Regions from separate parts of the Mus musculus genome. Here regions 1, 2 and 4 are each linked to region 3. The links are chromatin loops, found by intact Hi-C in ENCODE. Cell type or tissue: heart. All regions are shown on one strand. Each heading gives the region's core, and the rest is flanking DNA. Links, peaks and the distances in the headings are about the cores only.

The links. Peaks named below come from ENCODE experiments on the same cell type or tissue, not always from the same donor. Only the 100,000 strongest peaks of a DNase experiment are listed, where the experiment ranks them.
Region 1: a loop joins it to region 3, with 2.1 times the contacts of the local background. A loop is called at or near these places in 32 of 42 quality-filtered maps.
Region 2: a loop joins it to region 3, with 4 times the contacts of the local background. A loop is called at or near these places in 2 of 42 quality-filtered maps.
Region 4: it touches region 3 in a loop (5-fold over the local background); 28 of 42 quality-filtered maps call a loop at or near these places.

Annotation. Positions count from the first base shown.
Region 1 is chr7:96,983,763-96,987,762 of GRCm38, forward strand. All of the region lies in intron 5 of Nars2 (asparaginyl-tRNA synthetase 2 (mitochondrial)(putative)), which reads left to right. Among named protein-coding and RNA genes, the nearest start is that of Nars2, 34 kb to the left of the region's middle. In heart, for the core only: no CTCF peak of the experiment used is centred there; a DNase peak (open chromatin) is centred at 2,249; H3K4me3 peaks cover 639 bases; H3K27ac peaks cover 2,441 bases.
Region 2 is chr7:97,415,043-97,420,370 of GRCm38, forward strand. It overlaps Thrsp (thyroid hormone responsive), which reads right to left and starts at 2,508. Exons shown (of 2, transcript NM_009381.3): 1 at 1,990-2,508. The coding sequence starts at 2,461. The coding sequence ends at 2,009. Gm32945 (a long non-coding RNA gene) reads left to right here and starts at 3,611. Exons shown (of 3, transcript XR_378347.2): 1 at 3,611-4,269; 2 at 4,350-4,449; 3 at 4,889-5,102. In heart, for the core only: no CTCF peak of the experiment used is centred there; DNase peaks (open chromatin) are centred at 2,049, 2,549 and 3,909.
Region 3 is chr7:97,076,727-97,082,054 of GRCm38, forward strand. Gab2 (growth factor receptor bound protein 2-associated protein 2) reads left to right here and starts at 5,025. Exons shown (of 10, transcript NM_010248.2): 1 at 5,025-5,180. The coding sequence starts at 5,100. In heart, for the core only: a CTCF peak has its summit at 2,511 (motif pointing right); a DNase peak (open chromatin) is centred at 2,635; H3K4me3 peaks cover 292 bases; H3K27ac peaks cover 302 bases.
Region 4 is chr7:97,295,063-97,300,390 of GRCm38, forward strand. Gab2 (growth factor receptor bound protein 2-associated protein 2) reads left to right here. Exons shown (of 10, transcript NM_010248.2): 4 at 3,766-4,340; 5 at 5,237-5,307. Among named protein-coding and RNA genes, the nearest start is that of Usp35, 34 kb to the right of the region's middle. In heart, for the core only: no CTCF peak of the experiment used is centred there; a DNase peak (open chromatin) is centred at 2,619.

The DNA.
Region 1 (4,000 bases), core at 1-4,000, 94 kb before region 3:
AACTTTGAAAGAGCTAATTTTAATAGAAGACAGAAATGTCAGATAAAGAGAAGTGTGTTAGGCTACGGCACTGGTCAGTGTCTGAAACCCGGTATGAAGTGCCACAGCTCAGCCTGCTTGTTATTTGTTAACATTGTTTTCCTCCTTTAAAGAAAGACTTTATTTTTATTCAACCCCGCATCCCCAAGCCTCACCAGCTGATCTGAAGAGTAGCAGGCCCTTTTGTCTTTTATTTGTCTTGTTCTTTCTCAGCCGCTCAGCAGGAAAGCAGACAGTTTACAGTCTGAGCTCATAACTTCCTTTCCTGTGCAGCAACAGTTGCCAGGATGAAACCTCTCTCAGCTGAGCATGGGTGTTCTTGTTGGTGGGTGTTCTGGAATGCAGATGGCCCTAATCCTAAGGCAGAAAGTTCAGTGTATACCAAGATACACATTTGTAGCAACTGAAACACAGAAGGAGGCTGGACTTACTGGAGTGGCTAGGCAGGGGGAGTCTTGTTAACAACGTGCTTGGCAAAGTGAAGCGCAGTTCTCTGCCACTCCTGTTCCCCTTGGTCTTCATTTCATTCTACGATGCCCTCTAAGGACTTGTCAGGACAAATTCCTGTAGCACTTCCCGAAGCCTATTTAAGCACAGATGGATAGGAATCTTTTATTTCCCTATTACCAAACTGTAAATCCTTGGAGACTGCATAGCAAGGTTTGTCCTTAAATGCTCAAAATTCTATACTTTGGTGCTAGGGAGATGGCTCACTTGGTAAATTGATTGCTGCCCAAATGTAAGGACCCCAGTTCAGATCCTCAGCACCCATGTAAAAAATTGATACTTGTAACCCCGGTGATGGAGGCAAGGGATCCTGACGGCTCCCTGGACATCCAGCCTAGTCAAAACAGTGAGCTCCAGGGTCAGAGAGACACCCTAGCTCGGAAAATAAGGTGTGGAGGTGATTGAGGCATGCACACACGGACACAAGTTCACCACACAGGTGGAGGTGAGGGAAAATTCTATACTTTGGAATGGTTTTTTTTTTTTTGTTGTTTGTTTGTTTTTATTTGTTTGTTTTTATTTTTTCGAGACAGGGTTTCTCTGTATAGCCCTGGAGCTCACTTTGTAGACCAGGCTGGCCTCAAACTCAGAAATCTACCTGCCTCTGCCTCCCGAGTGCTGGGATTAAAGGCGTGCACCACCACTCCCGGCTCTTTGGAATGATTTTTATAGACTCATTCTGGGCCTGGCAGTGGTGGTGCACACCTTTAATCCTAGTACTTTAATCACACGGATTAATTCTTTAATCTTGCAGAGGCAGACAGATCTTTGAGTTTGTGGCAAGCCTGGTCTGTGAGTTCCAGGACAGCCGGGACTGGCCGGGACTACACAGAGAAACCACATCTAAAAGAAAACAAAACAAAAAATCATTCTGAATACCATTGCCCTCATCATAGCATTATGGAAAAGCAAGCACTATAGGAACAAGCTGGAGTGTAAGTACTAGTAATTGGACTGCTGTCTGAGAACCTGGACTCTAGTACTGATCTTACCCTAAACAGGTTATGCATGGCATTTGACCTAACACTTAATATTTCCATTTTAAGCAGTGGTGTCTAAGTTGTTATAGCTCAGGTCCTTTTGAATCTTTATTATATCTGTATCATGAAACATTATAATAAAGCATTCCAAAGTATAGAATTTTCCCTCACCTCCACCTGTGTGGTGAACTTATGTCCGTGTGTGCATGCCTCAATCACCTCCACACCTTATTTTCCGAGCTAGGGTGTCTCTCTGACCCTGGAGCTCACTGTTTTAACTAGACTGGATGTCCAGGGAGCCCTCAGGATCCCCTGCCTCCATCATCGGGGTTACAGGTATCAATTTAGCCTTCTTGGAATCTCTCAATTGAGATTAACACCCCCCCCCCCCCCAAACCCCCCGGGCATGGAGCGTGAGTGAAGATGGGTACTATTCGACATTTCCTTCATGATCTTGAAGAGAAGTTGCAGATTGGAATAAACAGGCAACAGCACGTAGTTTTGTCTGTAGACCTTTCAGGCTTGTGTGGCATGCTGCTGCTCTACCCATTATATTCTCAACTTTTCCATTCTGGGATTATGAGGAAACAGAAGTGAGGGCGAGGGGACAGAGTAGAGGACAGGAAAAGCAAAGGGGCTGAGTAGCCAGCCTGTGAGCGTTCGCTCAGCTGCCGTGGAGGTTAAGTAAACTTTCCGTCACAGACTGCGTTCTTTTCCAGGGTTAGCTCGCTGCTGCTGGCTTCTCCTCCCTGCACTTCACAGGGAGACAGCTGACTTGTGTGGGTTTTTCTACAGCAGTCCCTCGAGACTGAAACTACTCAGCTATATTTGTTCTGCTGTGAGAACAGATAACTGGGAGGCAATTCAAAACATTTGTTTAATATTTTCTTGGAAATCCTTAAAGAAGCAAAGGGTTTTACACCTTGATTTAAAAAATAAAAATAAAAAGGTCACTGGTTCTACGCATCCTAAAATGTTTGGTGATTCTTAGTTTCCTGTTTCTTTCAATGCTTTTTTTTTTAGCTTCTAATAGCAGAATAACCTAGGAAAGTGTTTTGCTCTGATAACTTTTATATGACCAGGGAGAGGTTGGTTGGCCCATAGAGTAGCATGGGAAAGATTTTAATGTCATTTGTTGCATTAGTTTCATATATATTTGCCCAAAGGTTTTGTCTAAATAAAATCTTACACTGAGACTCAATCTATAAAGGAGATAAAAAGTGGTAGGTATTAACGAGGTAGCTTATGTCTGGTTTGTGTAGGAAATCAATCATGAGTGAATGACAGTAGGGACCTGGGAGATTGTGGAGAAAGTCTCCCTACATTTCCTACAAATTGATATTATTTTTCTAGGGAACATTCTCATAGTCCAGTGGTCTTGAGACATCTCCTATGACAGTGTGACTTCTGAGTCCCTTCTGAAAGACCTACCTGAGGCTCTTCTTGAGCTGGTCTTTCCTGAAATGCATTTGTGGCTTGCTGGTGTCTTTGTTTTCTTGTTCTGGTTTTTGTTTTTATTAGAGATTTCCATGAAAGAAAATACATCATGAATCTCTCTCTCCACTAATAAAGACCTTCCATTTTTGGGGTCCATGTTTTCAGGGATGCGTGTGTCTGTGTGTCACTGGGGACAGGCTTTGACGTTTCAAAAGCCCACCGCATTCCTAATTAGCTTCCTCATTTGCATGCTTGCATGTGTCGCCCCTCCCCCACTTGCTGTGGCTCTGATGCAAGCTCTCAGATACATTCCAGTGCCATTCCTTCTGCCATGCTCCCGACATGATGGTCATGGATTCTGACCCTCTGAAACACTGAGCCCTAAAATCAATGCTTTCTTTTGTAAGTTGCCTTGGTCGTGGAGTCTTAGCACAGCAATAGAGAAGTAATAAGACAGGTCTCTTGCAGTCAAACTGTCTCAATGCCCCCTGTAGCCAAGCTTACCTTACACTCCTATTTCTTAACTTCCTTAGCTGGGGTTATAGGCATGAGCTACCGTGCCCAGCCCATTACAGTCTCAGGGGACTATCTATATTGTACATGGAGTCTTTGGTTCACTAAAACATAATTGTGAGGTACATGACTTAGTTGAAACAGTCAATATGACGCCTTTTTAGACTGGCTGAAGTGTAGAACTCATTCAGAGTTCGTCCATATCCCTCCTGAGATTGACAGCTCTTTTCTTTTACGTGCTGGATTCCTCTGTATTCCAGCCTCCGAGTGTACAGCAGCTTATTTACCTTCTAAAGGTGTCTTAGTTGCTTCCTAGTTTTGTCAACTATGAATAATACAGATATAAACATCCCTATACAGTTTTCTTTTTAATACAGACATGATATTTCAGCCCTTGTGGGTAAAATGCAAAGGGACACAACCACTGCTTCACAGCGAGAGTATGTTTGTTTTGTAAGAAACTAAGCGTGTCCCAGAGCAGCTGTGCAGCTCTGCCTTCCAGTCCACAGTGAGCCTGCTGCTTC
Region 2 (5,328 bases), core at 710-4,709, 340 kb after region 3:
TACCATGTATAATATACCATGTACCATATACCATATACCGTACACCATGTACTGTATACCATGTACCATATACCATGTACCGTATACCTGGCTTTTGTCCCTTTACAATGTGACTTCAGATGAGTCACTCAGTTAACTTTCATTTCCTTGCTAGTAAACGGAGGTGCAATTCTTTTTATGTTGGGGTGGGGTGGGAGGCAGTGCACAGGCCACAGTGCACACATGGAGGACTGAGGACAGCTTGCAGAAGTCAATTCTCTCTCTCCCATGTGAGCCCCAGGGATCAATATCAGGTTGTCAGTCAGACTTGGTGACAGGTGCCTTTACCAGCCGAGCCATCTCACCCACCCCAGAGGTACAAATCTAGTCTCTCAGTCCTAGGCAAGGTGGTCTATAACTGATGCCAGTTTATAATAAAATGGGGCTGGCAGGTGGCCCATGGTCGTGACCAGCAGACGCTGTAATCTGATCTCTCCCAATCCCCGCCTAGGAGGGACCCATAGTCTAGGCCCTTCTCCGACAATGTGCTGCTCTATACCATGACCTGTTTGCTTGCTGTTTATTTTCATTTCACAATCACAGCCTCTATGCACGGGCACATGGGCTCAGGAATTCCCAAAAGACATGATTCCACACCCACATGTGACTGGAATAATTCAAATATCAAAATAGTTGCTGTTTGTCCTGTTGCAACCTAGAAACGGTGGAGCTCACCTACATGCCCCTATGTGATAACGTGCGATAACATGTGATAACGTGTGATAACATGAGATAACGTGCGATAACGTGTGAATACATGTGATAACGTGCGATTACATACCCTGTGTTGTTGAGAGGGCACGAGCACATACACACAGAATTCATAGTGCACATCTACACAAATACATCTCCCTTGGTAAGGTTCTTCACTTGCAAAACACAAGCAACAAACCTCATCTTTGGCAGTCAGGCACAGTGATATCTGCAATCCCAGAATTTGGGAGACATGCAGGAGCCTCCCGAGTTGGAGACCTACTTGGACAATTAGTGAGACTCCATTTCCAAAACATAAATAACCAAAATCTAAAAAAGCTCTCATCTTTGTAGGTTTATTCAGAACTTTTGCAGCAACTGAGGCAATGCTGGCATTTAGTGTGCAAAGGAGATCTATGGCAGCAGTGGCCTTAAGGTTTGGGAGTGGCGCATGCCCTGGAGTTAGAGTGTATGTATCTCAACTCTGGGGACAGCCCATGCTATAATCAGATTTTTTTTTTTAAGTTAACATAAAAGCTGGGCATGGTGTGCATGTCTTTAATGCTGGTACTCTGGAACCTGAGGCAGAAGAATCTCTACGTTTCCAGGTCAGGCAGGGCTTTATAGAGAGACCCTATTAAAAAATAAAAAGGAGAAAGGAAGCCGGGGAAGAGTAGCTATGACTGAGTCTGGGGTGGTGAGATAGCTCAGCAGGTGGAGTTCATCTTCCCGAGCCTGGAGATCTGCGCTTCATCCCTGGAACCCACATTAAAGCCAGAGGGAGAGAACTGACCCCACAGATCCATCCTCTGACCTCTGCAGACACCCCAGAGCACGCCATGTATGCCCCAAATGGCTCAGCAGATGAAGATGCCTGCCAGCAAGTCTGATGATCAGAGTTCAACCCCTCAGACCCATATGTTGTCTGTCCTCTGACCTCCACATACATGCACCCCCACTCCAAACACACACACACACACACACACACACACACACACACACACACACACACACACTCAGGAGGGATGTGTTCAGAGACTACAGTTCTGTCCTCTGTAGGAGGTCACGGTCATTTCTTCTCAATACTGGGTGAGAAGGCTGAGAAGTTAGGCTCAGTTCTGGGCCTTCCCAAGTGATAGTCCCAATACCCTGATGTGAGGGCTCACTTGGCCTCCTTCTACTAAGCTAAACCGCCATTTATCTCCTCCCTCAGAACACCCTTTATGGAGTATAACCCACTAGCACGGCCACCATTACCTTCAGAAGAGTCAAAGACCTACAGAACCTGCCCTGTCATTTCCTGGTATTTCCGCGTCACCTCCTGTGCTTTCCGGGTCAGGTGGGTAAGGATGTGATGGAGGCTGCAGAAGTGCAGGTGGAACTGGGCTTCTAGGTCCAGCTCCTCCGAGATCCTGTCTTCTTCGGCCTCCTCCGTTTCAGCAGCGTCGTTCTCAGCCTCGCTGGTTTCGTTGCCAGCCACCTTGGCCTGCCATTCCTCCCTTGGCAGCAGCCCGTGGTCCACTTCTACACAGATGCTCTTGAGCATGGTGAAGTAGGTATAGAGATCAGGGGCTCCGTCCTGGACCGAGCCCCCAGGCCCACTCAGCTGCACATCCCTCAGAAGGCTGGGGATCATCACCACCTGCTCCATGTTCCGCACCACCGCGGAGTACCGATCCATGACTGTCAGCAGGCAGTTCTTGGGATAGCGTTTCGTTAGCACTTGCATGGTTGCTTCCTTCCTCAGAGTCCGGCAGACTGCCCCAGCGCTATTTCTAGGCTTTTGAGCAGACAGCAAATTGACAGGATGCCAAAGCCCAACCATTGGAGCAACACAGCCCTGTTTTGAGCCAATCCCAGCGTTTGGTCCCCAGTGTCTGTATCAGGTGATCCATCTACCCAGGGACAAACCTGCCAGGCTTCTGCTTGTCATGACTGCTTCAGCAGGAGGCCAACTCTTCCTTCAGCAGCTCGCCCAGCCAGCTAGAGGAAAGCTGTGTCCCCTTGGCACCTAGTACACTTGACTGCAGGCAATCAATAGTTCTTTTAGGTTACCCGAAATCACATTACCTCGATGCTGCCTGCTTCCCTCCTAACGCACACAGCTCACTTCTTCAATCTGGGTACCTGGCTGTGAAATGAACAGAGGAACAGTATCCTGAACTGGAACAGCTCTGTACAGGACAAAGAGCCCCGAAGCCAGGGCTGGAAGTCCAGTCATAATGGGTATTGTCATGTTCAAGTCCCAACAGTCCTTTTTACAGGAGTACCTTTCCATCAAGCAATCTGAGAACAGAACTGTTGGCGGGACACAGTAGCCTAGGATAACCTATAACAGCCAGTAAAGACTTGGCATCAAATTGTTTCCTAAATTAAATTGGAAAAGAGCATTCAAAATGGACTATTCAAAATCGATATGTTAAAGAATCTTCCAGCTGTGATGCCAACACACTCAGGAGGCTGAGGCAGTGGGACTACCACCATTTGGAGGCCAACCTGGTCTTCATAATGAGTTCCAAGCCAGCCTAGGTTACAAAGTAAAATGTCTCAGAGAAAACCAAAACTAAAACCAAAATCAATTAAGGCGCCAGAAGATGTAGCTCAGTGGTGGGTGGGATTCACAACATGTAAGGGGCTCTGTACTTGATCTCATCAAAATAAATAGATAAATAAATAAATAAATAAATAAATAAATAAATAAGGTTTTTGGCTGGTTGTTTTTTTAAATATCTTATTTTATATATGTGAATGTTTTGCCTGTCTGTATGTCTGTGCACCTCGTGTGCCTGGTGCCTGCAGAGATCAGGAAAGGGGAAGGGAGTTTACAGATGTTTCAAGATACCATGTGGGTGCAGGTCCTATGAGAGAGCAAAAAGTGCCCTTTTAATTGGTGTTCTATTGATCCATTGCTAGCCCTGTATCATGGTTTCTTACATTTTCTGGGGAGAGATTCTTCCAGGGCTGACTCTGCGCAGTGCATCCAGCCCAAGGCCATGAGGCAGGAGGATGCCACTCACAAACCGAGAGGTTTGGAAATCTCCAGAGGAAGTCCTTTCCAGCCCTGGTTATGTAACTCCCTTTGAATCCACACTCAAGCCCCTAAGGGCATTACTCTCTGCCTTAGTGCCCAAGCCTAGGGCCACCAAGTGAGAACTGGCAAACAAAGTGTTCTGCTGCGGTCAGGTCTGGGAGGGCTGACTCCAGCGTGCCATGGACAATAGCCAGAAAGGCCCCGGAGCCTCTGCAACAGCTGCCTGCTGCCTCTGACCCAGAGGCCAGGTCACTCCTGGGCCTCTTCTGCTGCAGTCAGAAAACTCAGGGGCTGTCATATGTTAAGGCCTCTGCACATTAGATCCAAGGGCGGGGGCTCCCCAAGTACCCGTCCCTTCTGGCTTACAGGCTTGCTGTTGTTGCTGTTGTTGCTGCTGTTTGAGTTTTTGTTTGGTCTGGCTTTTTGAGCACTGCTGTCCCGTAACTTGCTCTGGAGACCAGGCTGGCCTTGACCACAGAGATCTACTTCCCTCTGCCTCCTGAGAGGTGGGAGTAAAGGTGTGCCCACCACTGCCCAGTGTGCTGAACACATGGGAGCCATAACTAAGAGGTGTCTGTACCACCAGGTCCCGGCCAGCAGACTCCTGCCCAGGATGCACTCCAGGTCTCCATGGCAGACAGAAAACCCGGGATAGAATGAGACCAGCCTTTGTGGCATGTCAGAAGGTAGATTGAGCTGGGGGAGGGGATATCTCAGTTGGTAATGTTATTGCTGCATGCGGACCTGAGTGTGCTCGCCAGCACCCACATAAAAAGCTGGGTGTAATAGTCTATGTTTGTGATCCTAGCACTGAACACCTGGAAACAGGAGGGTTCCTGGAGCTATCGGACTGGCCGGCCTAGCTGAATCAGTGATTCCCCAGGTCCCAGAGAGAAAGTCTCTATCTCAAATAGATAGAGAGGGATGGTTCCTGAGGAATGACGTGAAAGGTTGACCTTTGACCTTTGCATGCATGCACACACACATGTACACACACAGGCACAGAAAGAGAGATAGTAGTCCTAAATTTGGATTCAGGAAAACTCTAGGATTAGAGAAAGAAATGAGGCAGGAAAGGGAAACAGAGTCTTTTCAGAGGCACGGGATTTTTTTCTGCTCTTACAGATGCCATATCTGATTCTACTGGCCAGAAAACCTCAGAAAGGAGGAAGTGTCCGAAGCTGACCAGTCCTCTGGCTTCAGGTAACTTCTCCAGTCGGGGCTGAAGAGACAGCTCTTCAGCTAGGTAGAGCACCACAGGGCAATGATGAGGCCCTGTGTGCACACACACATACACACACTAACACACATAGATACACACATACATACATACATACATACATACATACATACATACATACACTAACACATATATACACACATACACAAACACACATATACACACATACACACATACACATACACTAACACATATATACACGCATACACAAACACACATATACACACATACACACACACAAACACATATATACACACATACACTAACACACATATACACACACATACACACACAAACACATATATACACACATACACACACACAC
Region 3 (5,328 bases), core at 540-4,539:
GAGCGACAAGCTGCAGACTTACATAGTATGGAATGCAACTTGTGCAGGGGAAGTGGTGTTTCCTTGGGGGTGGGGGGGCTTGCCATTGGCCAGGCAAGCCTAGCAGTTCATAGCTTAGGCCTCCAACCCATGGCAATCTTGCTGTTTATTTCTTGAGTGCTGGATTACAAGCATCATGAGCCATCACGCCCAAAAGAGCAATCTCTGCTCATGCTCAGTGAAGCCACTTTGAATCAGGGGATGTGATTTCTCCTCCTTTCCTAGTTCTGTGAGAGTAGAGAAGTTTAGTGCTAGAACTGAAGTACTGTTAGTAAAGCCAGGCATTAGAATAACCAGAAAGATTCAATGCTTACTCCCTAAGAGGAAGAAAACTGGATTTGGAAACCAAAGGTTAACAGAGTTGGCTCTCTGGAGCCTGAGGGTATAAGCCAAAAGGTCAGAGGAACTGTGGATTTTGAAACTCCTCAAGAGTTACAGCTGTTAATTAGGTCAGCTCTGTAGCCCTAAACTACACTCTTAAGCTATACAGTCATCTTCATGGGTCAGGGGCCCCTGCATCTGCTCAGCCTGTCCATCTAGGCAGTGGCTACAGTAGGACTTCTCTAGGATTCTGGGTGTTCCCAGTAGTCCACAGTCATCCTTGTCATCCCCTTTAAAGGAATGACCATGTATTGTGAATCTGGCCTCAAAAATTAAGATATACTCCTGCCCTCAAGGAACTCATAACTGGTTGTTTGCAGTAAAGAAAGTGTGGTAAGTGCTGGGGAAGTGGGTCTTGACGTGTCTTCAAGGTCTAATTTGAGCTGCCTCTCTGTGGAGCAGGTAAGGAGCTGGTCCTTGTTTGTAGAGCCCAGTAGTTTTAGGAGACTGTGGCAAGTGGGTTTGCAGCAGGATCTGTGTAACAGTGATGTTGCTTTGGCCACCATAGCAAAAGATAATCTAAAGAAACACTAATATGCCTCCCTCCTTTGAGCTATCAGATCATTAAAACAATGGAATGAAGACATGCAGGAAGAATGTGTTAGCCAAAGAAGGGACTTGCTTCCTAGCAAGAGAGTCTATACAGGGGGACAACTTCCAAGATAAACTGGAGCTAAGACAATGATTGGCCGGTGATTGATAGGACCACACCTGGTTAGTTAGAATTATAACTATAATTAGTAGAAGTAACTTAGTTACTTATGCCTTTTACCCTCTATTTAAACCTAAGCCTCAAGTCAGTGTTCTCCTTGGGGTTAGGACTTGGGGTTAGGAGTTAGGTCACTGTAGCTTTTTGTTTCTCAGTATGGCCACTCTGGATACATTTCCTTTCTCAGCTTTTCACCATTAATGGTCTCTTTATTGTCATATGAGGACAGATGACTGTAGCTTGCTAAGGTTGCCAGGGACTAGGTTTTCATCTAATGACTCCAGTAACACTGTCATCCTCAGCGCTGTTGAAGCCATGTCCTAGGAGGCTAATACCACAGAAGAAGTAACAATGGTCCTTTGTTTGTTTTGTTTTCCAGTTTTTGAGACAGGAGCTCACTATGTAGCTCTGGCTGTCTTAGAATTCATTGTGCAGACTAGGCTGGCTTTGAACTCACAGAGACACACCTGCTTCTGGTTCCCAGAGTGCTGGGATTAAAGTCATGCATCATGGTGCCTGGCTGGTGATGGCTATTGACAAAGGTAAGAGTGGAAAACTGGACTAGCTTAAGCTTTTCAAAGAAGTTTATTTAACAATTCATAGAGAAGAAACCAAATTAAGTCTTAATCACACCCCAAGCCCACCATCCTCAGCCTTGGGTAATCAGATGGTAAGTTGATGAGGGTAATAAAGTTGGTTCTAAACAACCAGGAGGCACCCAACAAACATCCCTGAGAGGTGTGTGTCCCGAAAGTCACCAGCTGAGATGGCTCATCTGCTCACACTGACTGCACAGGCAGCACTCTGCTCTGAAATGAACCTGTCTTCTCAATTGAAGGGAAGAAAAGGCAGAAACATCCAACCCCACTAGCAGGCCAACGACTGACGTCAAGCCTCGTGAGAATGGTTTTTAATCACTCCAGCCTGGTGTGCAGTTGAGGACAGCTCTTTCCAGCTCTCTCAACCCATTCCTGGGATCCTTCCACCAGCCATGCACCTGCTGCTGGCCACAAATCCTCAGCTTTGAGACAGGCACGAATGCAGGCTGCCTCCCATAACATTCAAAGCCACACTCACCCATTAGAGCCCAGGCTTTGTGGAGGAGATGGCAACAAGGCATAGGTGGTGTCTGCCCACCCCTACCCCCCACAACACACACACACAATGTGTGCTTGTTTTAAATCTCTGCATGACAACCTCCCCTAAAATGTTCATTTCCTGGGAACTTAATGGGAATATGGGATTAATGTCCCAAAGAACTCTTGGGGCTGGCTATTAATTCCTCTTAGGAAATACCAGTGGTCTTTAATCAAAATTGCCTAAATTACAATCTAGCGAAGCATGTCCTTGCAGGGCTTAGGGGTCGGTGTCATTTTAACTATTTCCAATAGATGGCGCCCATCTTCACGTTAATAAATCATTCACATAATTTGTTTTCCAGTTTTTTCTAGGGAGATGGGGGGCTGGGGACACAACAGCGAATGGAGAGGACATAGTGAAAGTCCAGACAGGAACATTCTGTCCAAGGGCTGTCTCCAGGCCTCACGCACTTCTGAGAGTCTGAAGACAGAGCCAGGGAGCCCAACAACAGTCATGCTCCCTGTGTGCAGCTAGCACCTCTGGGCACCCACTAATAAGGACAGACAATGAAAGTCAGGGCAGAAGAGCAGGGGCACTATGTGTAGCCCCTGCTGAGTTTTGGAGAAGGATTGGGACATTCTGAAGATTCCCCAAACCGGAGCTCTGTAACTGTTATATTTCAAGACCCTTTCTGTTTTTGATCACATAACACCAGACTGCCAATTTCATGAACTTAAAAATAACAACCCGTCTTTGCTAAACAAAACCAACCCAGACTAATAGTTGATGAGTCTCCCCGCCTGTGTCTTAAATCTCACAATTCTCGGATTAGTATTCCCGCTCTCCTAGGAGAGGGTAGGGCATATGTCTGCTTGACTTCCATCACAACCCTAGGTGCAGCCAGTCTTTGCAGATTTCTCAGGCTGCAATCCTGGAGATTTGGCACCAGGACTCAAATGTGAATGGAATCAGGGTTGCTTTGTTGTGACTGGGAGTCACTGCCTCCTGGTTGACTTGGCAGACTAAGTATTTTGATATTTATGTCTCACAAAGTGTTTAAGGTCCTGGGAGCCAGAGGTTTTAAAATGGCCATAATTCTAGTGGTGGCTTAAGAATCCCTAAATTAAAAAGTCAAGGGTGATTATGGTCCCAGATACAGCCTAAGCATTCTAGCTTCATGTTCTGTGGAGCTACTCTGGATACTTGAAGGTCAGTGGAATGGGTCAAAGGTCCCTTCATCTCTCAGAGTGACTAGAATTGCTAAGCACAGGTAGGAATCAGCTTTTATAATTGAAATGGTTAAAGATTCCCCAATCCAAACAAAATCTGTTAGACTAAAAGATGTCCAACTATCTAAAATAACTAGCTTTGGTGCACCCAGAGAGAAGACTAAAATAATCCAGAAAACAAAGGTTATGCTGAGGCATTGCAAGATGCTGCCTCTCCGGTTCATGCATCAACCACACAACTCCCTGTTGATAAAGTGGGTTACTAAGCAACTTCATGAGAAACTAGAAGGGAACCTACCTTTTAAATGCTGTTTGGAAAGGTACTTTGTGAGTTAAAAAAAGAACTCTTACCAAAGGTTTTGGTTTTGCTTTTCTTTTTCCTCCACTTTCCCCCTGGAGCACTGGTGTTGGGTGTTTGCTTCCTGGTCCTTTATCTCAACCCTCTCAGCACAAGCCAGTGAGAAAAAGATCTCTATATTCACATTTATATAGGAGAGATCTCTTATAAAGTCAATGAGTGGAAACTCTGGACATTTTTATCACAATTTCTTGTTCTTTTATACCTCCTTGTTTTCCAATTCATTGTGTTCTGCAAAACTTACAGTTTCCTTTTACTGGATTCAGTTTTCCCAGAGGCACTATGGGAGAGCGCCAGCTGGACTTTGTTTCTCAGCAATAAGATCTAGTCCCGTCCAGTCCCCCCACACCCCCCCCCCAAGCACCCTTTGATCTACAGACATTACTGCAGTAATGTCACTCTGGGAAAAAAAAAAAAAAACAGGAGAGAAGATTCCCCTCCCCTCCTCCCAAAACACCTGGATTAGAAAGGCCTGCATTGTGTCAGCTGTGTGGCTTCAGGCTATCTGTAAAATGGGTATAATTATGACCTATCCAATTTGTAAGGCAGTGAAGATAATCGCTGTGGAAGGTGAATGCAGTAAGCTCCCAGCACACAGTATGTCTGTTTGCTGCTTCTCTGGCCTAGAGATGTGAGAGTTAACTTACAGTGAAGCAGGACTCATTTCAGCCAGAATCGGACTTACTGAAACCTGAAACTGTGGGAATGGACAGGAAACCGGAGCAGTCCTTGGATCTCTGTCCTACTCTTCCACGACGCTGGGGAAGAGGGGTTGAGCATAGGCTCAACGTTCGACCTAGGGTGGATAGCCTCTGGCCTTCCCTCACCCTAGCACCGGCACCACCCAGAGGTCTTCACGACCCCGCCTGCAGCTCCAGGCTTAGAGGGGGGAAAAAACCAACAACAGCCACCAAGACCCTGAGGACGCAGCTGCTGGCGACAGCTCGTCTCACGGCCTCCGGGCCTGTGGGGTCCAGGCTAACTGGCCTCTGCGCCGGCTGCCCTCGGGGACCTCGCGGGGCTGTGGGCGTGGCGAGCGCCCGCCTGCTGAGGCGCCCTGGTGGGGCTGTGTGTGTGTGTGTGTGCGCGCGCGCGCGCGCGGCCGGAGGGCGGGGGGGGGGGGTGGAACTCGAGCGCGCGCAGGCAGCCGGGCCCGCGCGCCTCACTGCCTCGTCCTCGCCCCGGGGCTGCCGGGCCCCTCCCCTCCCCCGCGAGCCGCGCACCGGCAGCCGGCTGACCCAGCAGCCCGCGCCCGCGCCCTTGTCCGCGCGAGCCGGCGGCGGGCTCCAGTTTAGCCGGCGACATGAGCGGCGGCGGCGGCGACGACGTGGTGTGTACCGGCTGGCTGAGGAAATCGCCTCCCGAGAAGAAGTTGAGGCGCTATGTGAGTGAGGCGAGCGGGCGAGCGGGCGCGGCCCGGCGGGAGGGCGGCCGGGGGCTGTCCCGCGGCCTCGGAGATGGGGGCGCTGAGAGAGGCCGGGCGCGGCGAGCCGGGGCCCCGCGGCCTCCGAGGGCGAGAGCGGCGGGCGCGA
Region 4 (5,328 bases), core at 804-4,803, 220 kb after region 3:
ACAGTAAAATGATCATCATATCAAAAGCAATGATCATCCTATCAATGCAATCCCTATCAAAATTCCAACACAATTCTTCAAAGACATGGAAAGAGAAATTCTCAATTTCATATGGAAAAACTTTTGGAGGAATCACCATCCCTGACCTCAAGCTGTACTACAGAGCAATAGTGATTAGTGATAAAAAAGAAAAACAAAAACTGCATGGTATTGGCAAAAAGACAGACAGATCGATCAGTGGAATAGAGTTGGAGACCTAGAAATAAAACCACACACTTATGGACACTTGATCTTTGGCAAAGAAGCCAAAAATGTACAATGGAAAAAAGAAAGCATCTTTAATAAATGGTGCTGGTCTAACTGGCAGTCGGTATGTAGAAAAATGAAAATAGATCCATATTTGTCAGTTTGCACAAAGCTCAAGTCCAAGGAGATCAAAGACTTCAACATAAAACAAGATACACTGGGTCATCTCATGTTTTAACGTCTGTGACACATACTCATAGAACGGGCTCATCTGGGATTGGGATTGGAAGATGGTCCAAGTGACTTAAGATTGCTAGTGACAGATGGTCATTAAAATGCTAAGTGGTAGTTAATCTTTTTACAAATATTTACACATTATTTTCCCTTAAATGAGAAATATACTTAAGCCAGGAGTGGTGGCACATGCCTTTTATCCCAGCACTTGGGAGGCAGAGAATTCATGGCCAGCCTAGTCTACAAAGCAAGTTCCAGGACAGCTAGGACTACACAGAGAAACCCTATCTTAAACACACACACACAGGGTGGGGAGAAATATTCATTAAAAATCAAAGTGGACTTTCCATCATTAATATACCTACAGTCTAGTAGAGTAGAACAAAAGCAAAATCACAGTACAGTGTGAGTCATGACTATATGAAAATGTATAAAAGAGGAAATAAAAATTATGCAGCTAAAAAATAACAAACTTCTTTTTTTTAAAAAAAAGATGTATTTATTTATTATATGTAAGTACACTATAGCTGTCTTCAGACACTCCAGAAGAGGGCATCAGATTTCATTACGGATGGTTGTGAGCCACCATGTGATTGCTGGGATTTGAACTCGGGACCTTCGGAAGAGCAGTCGGTGCTCTTAACCCCTGAGCCATCTCGCCAGCCCAATAACAAACTTCTTTAAAGTCTGAGAAAGTAAGTGTCAGGTCAGTCATTAGCACTCTGATCCAGAAGAAAAATCAGAAGGAAATAAGTTGGAGTAGATTGGGTAAGACCTGAACATGTGAAAAATCATTATGGGTAATCATCATCATTTCTGGTTTCCCAAGACCAGAGTCAAGGCAGAAATGAATTGAAGAAGGAAGGTGTCTTCCTTAGGGTTTTACTGCTGTGAACAGACACCATGACCAAGGCAAGTCTTATAAAAAGCAACATTTACTTGGGACTGGCTTACAGGTTCAGAGGTTCAGTCCATTATCATCAAGGTGGGAACATGGCAGTATCCAGGCAGGCATGGAACAGGCAGAGCTGAGAATTCTACATCTTCATCCAAAGGCTGCTAGTAGAAGACTGACTTCCAGGCAACTAGGGTGAGGGTCTTAAGCCCACACCCACAGTGACAGACCTACTCCAACCAGGTCACACCTATTCCAACAAGGCCACACCTCCAAATGGTGCCACTCCCTGGTCCAAGAATTTACAAACCATCACAGAAGGTGACTGGTGCATTCTGGAAAATGTTCATTTTTACTGCAGAACAACACACCTAGGAGGTTCTGCCACTGCTGGGGCGTCTTCCTGAACTGCAATCTTTATATAGCTAAATCCCACTAACCCCACTTTTTAAATTAACAGATACTATTGTATGATTTTATTACAATACTAGCTTCTGGTAGCCTCATTATGCTCTGTTCCTATGAGATTGGTAATTTGGATTCTATGTGCATGAGATGCAGTATCTGTGTTTCTGTCTGCCTTGCCTTCCAGCATGCTTCCTCCAGCCTGAGCAGCATGGAGAGCCTTAAAGTTGCCAAGTTGTTTTAAACATCTTTGGCCCCAAACTGAAATGCCTTTATTTTGTTTTGCTGTTCTTTTTTCTCGACTCACTCAGATGTGATGTCTGTGAAAAGGCCTTTCTAACATGACCCCACCAGGAAAGGTTAATATGTGGCCACTGACAGACTCATACTTGACTGTGGTAATTTGCAGGGATGGCATCTCCTGTGATTTCTAAGCACACAACACCTCTGTATCCATTGTGTCTAGCCTAGATGGGGAGGAAGACATCAACAAGTATTTGTCGAATGAAAAAATCAGATTAAGACATCTAATGAGAATTGGAAATTCAAAAACAATAATAAGATAAAACATACCAAGGACAAATATGAACACTCTGTACCTGCCATTGATTCTCCTGCCTCAGCTGTGATGTTTATCTATCCTGGGCCTTAGCTCTTGGCTTGGTTATGTGAATGGAAGTGACTGGAAAGGGAGAACAAACACAAAAACCTAGGTAGAGGGGCTGGTAAATTTGGGGGGACTGAATATTAGGACCACCAGTGGCCCATGTTAAGGGGAACCTGGCCAGCATACTTGGTTCCATTCATCTGTTTAAACTTCTAGGCACTGTTCTCTACTACCACCTGGTGGCCACATCTATAAATAGCAAGTTCCTCGCGAGGGAGCTAAGGGAAAGCAGATGATGATCCACCAGTGGTTCTCAGTTCAAACATCACCCAGGAGAACACAGAGGTGTGAGTGTGAACCTGCACCTTATTCTGGTAAAGTCTCCAAGAGCTTACTAGGTTTCTGAAGATACCTCTGGTCTACAAAAGACAGAACTACTGCTGAGGGTTGATTCCCTTGTCTCCCGCTCAGATGAAATCCTCCGAAGGATCATCAGAGACAGAAAGCAGGCCTGGTTCCCTGCTACTCATCCTCCAGCTTAACACAGTACTTATGCAGAACCCAGTTTAACAACCACTCTTGTGAAATGGAAGGCTTACAGAGCCTCTGACCCAGGTTGTAACTAAGACTAGGTCTCGTACCTAGGAGAACATCATGCTGATGTTCACAGGTAGCAATGCTAGGACTAAGTATAAACTTCCCTTCACTGTTACTGTCGTTAAAGGTGGCCTTGCTTCCCAGTACCATCATTTAAAATGAATAAAAGCAATACCATTTTCTACCCTACTAGAGTTCTCAAATGGAAGTCATTTTACCAACAGTTTTAGATTTCTGGAGAGAACCAGATTCTTCTCAACAAACCATGATTCCTGGTAGAAGATAAAGCCTATAGCTTAAATTTAAATTGGTTCTTTAAAATACAAGCACCAGTGCCCACGAGCGGACTTTAAAGAGAAAAAACTAAAACTCAGATTTTCTGTTTTCTCCCACAACTTGCCATATGTGTGCTCTTTGGTCATTCAGAGAGTGAGCAGGTTATCAGTATGACTGTTTATTTGCATCTCTGGGGCCCAGGAATGACCATATTCTCTGCTAGGAACAGCCACAGAGAAGTCCAGGGGCTCAAAAAGGTTAACATTGCTGGAGCATACACCTGCTAAATACACTAGAGTTGACTTCCTAAAGAATCTTCAGATGATTTGAATTACTATTTTGGAGATGCCTAAAGTAAAAGTCCTAAGATTACACAGTTAATATGTGGTAGGGACTAGGAAGAACTGGGGTCTGCCTGACTCCTCAGTATTCCCACAACAACGAGCTGCGTGCATTGAACATCCTCTGTCCTCTTCTCACTGTCCCCTTCTTGTCTCTCCTTTAGGAGTGCCAGCTTCTCTCAGGGCACCCGGCAGAAGAGTGATACAGCTGTGCAAAAACTTGCCCAGAGCAATGGACACTGTATCAACGGCGTCGGAGGTCAAGTCCATGGCTTCTATAGCCTTCCCAAGCCAAGCCGACACAATACAGAATTCAAAGACAGTACTTATGATCTCCCACGGAGCCTGGCTTCCCATGGCCACACCAAGAGCAGCCTCACAGGGTCTGAGACTGATAACGAGGATGTGTACACCTTCAAGATGCCCAGCAACACCCTGTGTCGGGAACTTGGAGACCTCCTTGTGGACAATATGGATGTCCCAACCACTCCTCTCTCAGCCTACCAGATCCCTAGAACTTTCACACTGGACAAGAACCACAATGCCATGACAGTGGCCACTCCTGGAGATTCAGCCATAGCTCCCCCACCCCGGCCACCCAAGCCAAGTCAGGCAGAAACACCTCAATGGGGCAGCATTCAGCAAAGACCTCCAATCAGCGAAAATAGCAGATCTGTAGCTGCTACTATCCCCAGGCGCAATACCCTCCCTGCAATGGACAACAGCCGACTCCATCGAGGTCAGTGTAATCTGGAGCTGAGACCAGAGGGCCAGGGAGGTGGGCCAGGCATTCTCAGTATATTGCTAGCCCATGGTCACCCCTAAGCCAAGGTAAACTTAAGGACTAATTAGTTCAGTGATAGCAGTTGATGCATCTTCTGTGCAATTTCCTTAGCAGTTGATCCTCCGCCTAGCTGTCAATATGACACCCACCATGGCAGAGGTATAGCAGACTCCACCTTGGAGATGTTGATATTTTGGGTTTGGAGGCTCAAATCATATTATTTTGTTTATTTAAAACTAAAACCAAAAATGTAAAAAAAATTAGAAGAAAAACAAAGTTAAAGAAAATAATACAAAATGGGATCTTCATGGTATTTTCATGTCATAGAATTTCTAGTTGAATTCTGAACCTGGACTTGAAGCCGCTAAGTTCTGTCCTCACTTATCACAGATAAATTCCAACTCTGCATACCTCCTCTGTTCAGTAAGCTGTCTTTAGAGGTTGCAGATCTTTCTCATCCCCCTACTGTGACAGCAGCAAAGACGAGCCTTGGGTCTATGGGGCCAAGCATCCAGTTTAGAACTCTGCCGGCAGTCAGGCGATCTGAGCAGTTGCCTGTGCTTTGGAACTGTATAACACATACACAACACACCCCTGCCCTTCAAAGCTTTTTCAAAGCTGGAAAAAGAAAACCAACATATGTAATTAGTGTAAATGCCATTACCAAAGTATTCCCAGAGGTGAGAATGGGCTGATTGGGAGATATTAGAAGAACCCAGGGCTAAAGTCAGGATGTCCTCTGCAGACACCCACACTGGAACAGACATGAATATTAGAATTGCCACACTGGACAGTGACAGGAGAGTCATGGGCTCAGCATGAGTATAAACTCTCTTCTTCCTTCATCACAGCTTCTTCCTGTGAGACCTACGAGTACCCGGCACGAGGCAGTGGGGAAAGTGCCAGCTGGTCTGCTGAACCTGTGAGTGAGAATGTTAATTCT